Regions from separate parts of the Homo sapiens genome. Here regions 1 and 2 are each linked to region 3. Evidence: chromatin loops called from intact Hi-C (ENCODE). Cell type or tissue: heart right ventricle. All regions are shown on one strand. Region 1 has its middle 27 kb from the start of ULBP1. Region 2 has its middle 8.5 kb from the start of RAET1L. Region 3 overlaps LRP11 (LDL receptor related protein 11).

What was found. Hi-C counts contacts between places; a loop is a spot of excess contacts. Peaks named below come from ENCODE experiments on the same cell type or tissue, not always from the same donor. Only the 100,000 strongest peaks of a DNase experiment are listed, where the experiment ranks them.
Region 1: it touches region 3 in a loop (2.2-fold over the local background); 8 of 110 quality-filtered maps call a loop at or near these places.
Region 2: a loop joins it to region 3, with 9 times the contacts of the local background. A loop is called at or near these places in 61 of 110 quality-filtered maps.

The regions. Positions count from the first base shown.
Region 1 is chr6:149,989,420-149,991,919 of GRCh38, reverse strand. No RefSeq gene overlaps it. Among named protein-coding and RNA genes, the nearest start is that of ULBP1, 27 kb to the right of the region's middle. RefSeq lists an enhancer at 352-935 and a silencer at 1,096-1,155. In heart right ventricle, no CTCF peak of the experiment used is centred here; a DNase peak (open chromatin) is centred at 972; H3K4me3 peaks cover 765 bases; H3K27me3 peaks cover 2,500 bases.
Region 2 is chr6:150,015,791-150,018,290 of GRCh38, reverse strand. No RefSeq gene overlaps it. Among named protein-coding and RNA genes, the nearest start is that of RAET1L, 8.5 kb to the left of the region's middle. RefSeq lists an enhancer at 1,106-1,345. In heart right ventricle, CTCF peaks have their summits at 993 and 1,192 (motif pointing right); a DNase peak (open chromatin) is centred at 1,180; H3K27me3 peaks cover 2,290 bases.
Region 3 is chr6:149,839,605-149,842,104 of GRCh38, reverse strand. The region is part of intron 3 of LRP11 (LDL receptor related protein 11); the gene reads left to right. The region is part of intron 11 of RAET1E-LRP11 (RAET1E-LRP11 readthrough); the gene reads left to right. Among named protein-coding and RNA genes, the nearest start is that of RAET1E-AS1, 23 kb to the left of the region's middle. In heart right ventricle, a CTCF peak has its summit at 1,362 (motif pointing left); a DNase peak (open chromatin) is centred at 1,214; H3K27ac peaks cover 1,187 bases.

The DNA of each region.
Region 1 (2,500 bases), 150 kb before region 3:
GGGTTTGTCCTCCTTTGACCTGCTGAGGTCTCTTTCTAGGGGAAAAGCCAGATCTTCAGAGCATTGGCTAAAAGCAATCATTCCAACTATACAACCTCACCGTTTGCATGTAGGGCAAACAAGAGGCTAGTGGGAGAAATTGAGAGAAAGATTTGGGGAATGAGATGTGCATAGGGGCTGGCACGTGCCCAGGAAGCACCTGAGAAGGCCACATCTCTGATCTTTGGCTGACCTGGAGGTTCTGTGCGGGCAGGAAGTGGAGCTGCAGTGGTGACATCAGCTGCCCGCCTGAGTGCGGCAGGGGCAGGAGTGCACCACACACACAAAGCCCTCAGCACTGGGGAGAGACTCGCCGGCTCAAGGCATTGATGCAAACCTCTGTCCAACCTCACCTAACTGAGCAGAGACTCAAGCCTCAACATAGAGTCCCACCGTGTCCTCTGGCCCCCTCCAATCCTCTCGTCCCTCCCATCCTCCTGCTGTTATAGGAGATAAGAAAGAAATCATTTAGGTAGATAGGGTAAAAATAGTCCACGGCAAAAAATTTTCCTTCTAACAAAAAACAGCTCAGAAATTGCTCTCTTTCTAACCCCAAGCAGTTCAAAGAAATCACTTCTCTTCTAACAAGAGCAGTCTAGAAGATCAATAAAACACAAGTAAGCAACTCGGGCACACAACTTCCCCTGCGCAGGCGCCGCTCACCAGCAGCCTCAAAGCAAGCAGGAATGGGATCCGCGCGGAAGCCGCACTTTTGGAGCCCCAAGGACCCCAGCTGTAAGGTCACGTCTCGGCAGGAGCTGGGTGTAAAGTCCTCCCCGCGCCCAGCACCAGGCTGTAGGAGGAAACCATCAGCCGCCTCTGATTTCCCCTCACCTCAAGCTCGGAGATAATAACTGTCCCCTGCCGCGATGGGGTGGAGTTCTCACGCGTCTTCCAAAGGCAGTTCCGCCCGCGGGTCCCGCTAGGCGCCCGGTGCCTGCTGGTGGGACATCGGCGGCCGCTGGGCGCTCCCTGCGGGGCATCAGGCAATCGGGACGGGACCGGAGCTCGGGCGCAGACGGTGCCACGGGAGCGCGCAGAACCCTGAGGGATGCTGCCGGGCGGAACTGAAACCCCTCGCAATGAACTTTGAGGAAAGGCTTTAGCGGTTGAAATCCACAAAAGCCTTTAATATCCTCCCTGAGGCGCGCAAGAGACAAAAATGACTTTAGAGCGACTCCGACCCGATTTCATCACCCACAGACACACAAAAACCAACCACACAGAAAAAGTACAAAACCCAATCCGTGCTCTTTGTGAAACACTCATTTAAGACAATAAAGAAGCAGCGCTCAGATGGGAGAAAAGATTTGCAAAACAATGAAGTGAAATGATCTCCTGGAAAGGATGGGAAGCAGGAGACAGGAGGAGTGAAACGTCAGGACTTTTCTCCGCGCTTCGGCTCCACCCGGGTGACCAAAGCCCCACACGGCTCAGCGGGAAGCTCCGCAGTTTCCCCTGCGCGGCGAACACCGGTGTCCTCGGCATTCCGTCGCCAGGTCCCGGTCCCAAAGGCGCTGGCTGAGGGCCCCACGTTGATTCATTGCATTCTGGCTCTGCTTCTGCTGCAGGACTGTCCCTGGACGGCGCGAGCCGGTGAGTTCCAGGAATGGGTCGGAGAAAGAGGAGAGGGCGTCGCGGAGGACGGATCTTTCTGACCGCGCCGCACCCTTCTCAATTCCCCACGCAGGGCTCCTTCTGCCCCTGTCGCGTCCCTGGGACTGCTTCTCCCGGCCCGAGAAAACACAGTGGCGGAAACGAGACCAGAAACTAAGGGCAGTGAAACAGCTGGTCGCCTGGAATAAATGCTTGGTCTCGCGGCCAAGGAAATCAAGGACGGGGACGCAAATCCACGGAGTGAGATTGGAGCAGGAGTTTTATGGGAGAAAGGAAAGAACAGCTCTCTGTCACAGAGAGGTGTCCCGAACGGGTTGCCAGGTTGTAGTAAAAATGTCAGAGTTTTTATAAATGGGCCAGTGAGGAGGGGGTGTCTTATCTCCATAGGGCCCGAAGAAGCGGTTAGGACCAGGTGTGCCATCTGCATAGGGCAGAGTCTCTAGCAGCCCACACCCCATTCTTTGATCATACAGTCAGGCTCTTGGTTTGTGTTGCTCTGCGCTGCTTATCTGCCTGTGACAAAAGAGGATGAAGAGTTTCTGTGCCTGTTCCCAGGCACCTTCTTGCAGCTGCAGGCATCCCCACCCCATGCGCGCTTCCGGCTTCCCTATCTCAGTGTGCCTAAAGAAATGGACAGGGGCCAGGCGCAGTGGTTCATGTCTGAAATCCCAGCCCATTGGGAGGCTGAGGCCAGTGAATCACCTGAGGTCAGGATTTCGATATCAGCCTGGCCAACATGGTGAAACCCCGTCTCTACTAAAAATGCAAAAATTAGCTGGGCATGGTGGCGGGCGCCTGTAATCCCAGTTACTTGGGAGGCTGAAGCAGGAGAATCGCTTGAACC
Region 2 (2,500 bases), 180 kb before region 3:
AATGTTATTTCATTTTTCCTCCATGATATGGAGTAATAAATGAGTGATTCTGCCAGACTTTGTGTGGAAAAAGAGAATCTACAAAACATGGCTGAAAAAAATCAGAGACAAAACAAATACATGGAAAAATATTTCATGCTCATGGGTTGGAGAATCAATATAGCTAAAATGGCCATACTTCCAAAAGCAATTTATAGATGCAACACTATCTCTATCAATACCAATGTCATTTTCCACAAAATTAGACAAATCTAATCTAAAAGTTCTTTGGAGTTAAAAAAGAGCCCAAATAGCCAAAACAATCATAAGCAAAAAGAACAAAGCCAGAGACACCACATAGCCTGACTTCAAACTATAATATAAGGCTACAGTGATCAAAACAGAATGGTACTGGTACCAAAATAGACACTTAGATCAGTGGAACAGAATAGACAGCTCAGAAAGAAACCTTCACACCTTTTAACTTTCAACAAAATCAACAAAAAAAGCAATGAGGAAAGAGTCCTAATTCAATAAATGGTGCTGGGATAACTGGCTAGCCATGTGTAGGAGAACGAAACTGAACCTCTACCTTTCACCATATATGTAAAATAACTCGACATGAATTAAAGATTTAAATGTAAGTCCTAAAACTATAAAAATCCTGGAAGATAACCTAGGAAATGCCACTTTGGACATACAGCCTGACAAAGATATCATGATGAAGACACCAAAAGCATTTGCAACCAAAAACAAAAATTGACAAATGTGACCTCATTAAACTAAAGCGCTTCTCCACAGTAAAAGAAATTAGCAACACAGTAAACAGCCTATAGAATGGGAGAAATATCTGCAATCTATGCATCTGGCAAAGCTCTAATATCCAGAATCTACACGGAACTTAAACAACTCAACAAGCAGGAACAAAATTCCAATTAAAAAATAAGCAAAGAATGTGAACAGACACTTTGCAAAAGAAGACCTGCAAGTGGCCAACGAACATGAAAAAATGCTCTTTGGGAAGCCGCGGTGGGCAGATCATGAAGTCAGGAGTTTGAGACCAGCCTGACCAACATGGTGAAACTCCGTCTCTACTAAAAATACAAAAATTAGCCAGATGTGGTGGTGCATACCTGTAACCTGTAATGGTGCATAGTCTGATGTTGGAACTATGAAATACCTTGGACTGGTACTTTCCAGTCTTTTCCAGCAGATGGCACTGTTCATCTTTCAAATATTTCAATAAGCCCAGAGGGTTTGCCAACAGCGAGTTTGTGCCCTGAGCTCCTTGGCACACAACCTGGGATCCACAGCCAAGGGCTAGAGAAGACAAAAGAGACATTGACATCATGGTGGAAGAGGAATCCATAAAGAGTTCATTTCTGAGGACTGGGGCAGTTCCTCCCACCCTGCAGATCAAGATGCCCTGAGGGCAAAGAGCAGAGGGGTACTCTGGTGGCCCAGCAGTTCTGCCCTGGGGGAGGATTCTCTTCTGCTGCAGTGAAAACCAACAGGACGCTGCTTCATCCCAAGGGGACCAGGAAGATAGATCAGAGTGAGGAGCTGTCTGAGTGTTTCAGATCACACAGTGACTGCCTGCTTGATGGCTTCAGAACTCCTTCATGAGCTGGGAGACAGCCCCCAAGGTGAAAGGTGTGTGGGCAGGATGGGCTCGACATGACAACTCTCAAGATGACACGCAGTTTCTCCCATGTGTTTCTGTGTGTCTTTTTGTGTGCCCGTGTATGTGCATGGCTGTGTCTGTATTTCTGCATGCATTTGTGTATGTGTGTCTCTGTGAATGTGTGTGCCTGTGTGGTGTGAGTGTGTGTGAGAGATTGTGCCTGCATGTCTCTGTGTGTGTGCATGTGTGTGTGTGTGTGAGATAACATGCATGTATGAATGTTGAATTGATTTTCTGGTTGACTTGCTGTGGAGGGAGTCAGGGACTCCAGGGGGCTTCCTGCCCACCCCTCGTTCCCTGTAGCCAGTAGCACAAATGGCGTAATAAAAGGTAGTTTAATTTCATTTCATGCAAATGTAAAACTTTTGTGCTTCCAAAAGAACTCCAATTAGAAGATTAAAAAAAAACTTCCAGAACGAGAGAAAATCATTGAAAATCATATATCTGGTAATGGACTGTTATTCTGAATATATAAAGAACTCTTCCAACTCAATATTACAAAGGGAAATAACCCAATTTAAATATATGCAAGGAATTTGAATAGACATTTCTCCAAAGTGAGACAGGTATACTACACGGTGGTCTCAAAAGAATAGAAAATTTTGGGCAGCAGTTTCAGGTGACTAGCAAAAGAAATCTGTTGAAATATCTGCAGTGGCTCTGGGCTGATAAGTTGCTGAGAAACAGCATGTGGACCAAGCTGACTAAGAATGAGTGGATCCAACATGGCCCTGGATTTGACCTAGGTTTCACCTGGGACCTCATTACATGCTGATAAACACACTAAACACACACTAGCCAGCTCCCTAGCAGTTCTGAGAATACCCATATTTGGTG
Region 3 (2,500 bases):
GGACCCATCAATTTGAAAGTGCTACCTACACATTTTCATAGACACTTTACGCAGATGCAGTTATATTAATAATATAACTTTAAATACATATGATGGTTCTCACATTCTGTTGTACAATGTAACAATGTAAAACTTATTTCATTCATCTATGTTTCTTACTTTTCTAAACATCTACATTTTTTTTTTGAGAGGGAGTTTTGCTCTTGTTGCCTAGGCTGGAGTGGGAGTGCAGTGGTGCAGTCTCGGCTCACTGCAGCCTCTGCCTCCTGGGTTCAAGTGATTCTCCTGCCTCAGCCTCCCAAGTAGCTGGGACTACAGGTGTGCACCACCACGCCCTGCTAATTTTGTATTTTTAGTAGAGACAGGGTTTCACCATGTTGGCCAACCTGGTCTCGAATTCCTGACCTCAGGTGATCCACCCGCCTCAGCCTCCCGAAGCACTTAGACTACAGGCGTGAACCACCGCGCCCAGCCCAACGTCTACATGTCTAAGAAAGATTAGGTCATCAAATTTTTTAAAATATCCATTGCATGGAACTTAGCGACACTAAAGATATTGTAGTATTGTAGAGGGAACCCCTCACCACACACACAATTCACTTCTGGAGAGGTGCTAAGGTCTTGTACATTTAAATATCCTGTTACTCGGTCATCGTGTATTTTCTTAGTGTATGCAGTGTGCAGGGTCCTTGCCAGGCACTGGGGATAGAGTGGTGCACTGGTGGTCCCTGACTCTGGTAAACTTGCAGTAAGTCTGTGACATTTTTGAATTCTCAGTATTCAATACTCAGGATCCAGATGGTAATTAAGCCAGCAGAGTGCAGAATGAGGATAAAAGAGTTGGAACAGGACTGTGATTTACTTGTACTATATTGGATCTAGCCTTCTATCAAAAACTGAGGTTAGTATGCATACTGGAAATGAAATTTTCTAAGGAGTTAGAGATTTTAGGATCCTAAGGACTTGTCAACTTTGATAATTTTCATAGGCGGCATTAAAAATTTGTTTGGCTGATGACAACCTGTCCAGCCAGGGGTTAAGCTTACTGTAAGGAAGCAGGGTAACCATTCACAGACAGGACAGGCACCAAACTCCAGCCCGTGCCAGCACTGTGAGGTCACCAGTGATAGCGAGTAAACAGTCTGTCCAGCTCAGCCCGGATTCCATCAGCCCTGCTAATTCATTGCAGCTGGACAGGAGAGCCAGCCAGCTACTCAAAACATTGTTGAGTCCCTTTGCTGGGCAGCTACTCAAAACATCATTGGTCCCTTGGCCACCAGGACCAGTGGAGACATGACATTGTCTCCAGCAGGGATGGCTCACTTCTGTAGATCTGGGCGCCCTCTAGAGGGCTTTCCCCCTGGGTACCGGGACTCACCTGGACAGGGTCTGAGTCAAGTGCTGACTCTGGGAGGAAGGGACTCTTGGGAAAAAGACACAGATACCCTGTCATCCCCACAGAAATCAGAAAAGGATTGCTCTTGTACAGCTGAAGTGCCTGGGAGGGAGGAAGGGCCTGCACTGATATGAGCAGATGGCCAGCACCTCACCGGCCACTTGTTTGTCCTGGTTTATTTCCTCAGGCAGCTTTCCGGGCTCCAGAGGTAAATTGCCAGCTGTAAATTTCTGGCCCTTCTCCAAGATGATAATAAACTGTATTTGAAGTAGCAGAGAGTGGTGTGTGAATCATTTTTGATTACTCAGTGGCCGCTTGAGTATAGGTCTTGTGTGGGTAACTTTATATGGAAAATAAAAAGGAATTGGTGAAGTACTAACTGCTGTCTAGAATCACTTAGTGGTTATATTGGAATAACATGCTATGAATTAAAGTTAATAAAACACCACAGAGAGACATTGGAAAATAGAGGTAGAAGAGACAAGTGTTTCCCTCCCCTGCATTGTATGTATTGGTCTTGCAATGAATGACCCAGATGTTATGGTAACCAAGGGTGACACTAGCTGAGGTAGACAGATGAGCAGGTACCCTGCTTATATGATCATAACTTGGTTCAATTTTTAATAAGTTGACATTTTGAACATTTTTCATGCTTAGAAAAATGATCAAACAGCAAGCCAGCAAGCTCTTCCAACATGATCTAACTCAGCAGTCTCCAAACAGGATGCCCCTGAGTTGTTCAAGACATTTTTAGGGTGAGAAAGAAGACAGCAGAGTTTATATTTTTGCTGATTTTTAATTTTTTTCCTTAAAATTTGAGTATATTTTATAAGATACACCCCATGTTAGTACAGTAGTATGCACGTATTATTTATAAATAAACCGGACTAGCCGGATGTGGTGGGACACGCCTGTAATCCCAGCTACTCAGGAGGCTGAGACATGAGAGTCAGTTGAGCCTGGGAGCTGGAGGCTGCAGTGAGCTGAGATTGTGCCACCGCACTCCAGCCTGGGCGACACAGCGAGACTCCGTCTCAAATAAATAGATAAATAAATAAACTGGAGATGCCTGTTCAACAATATATTATTGATCAGGATGCATGA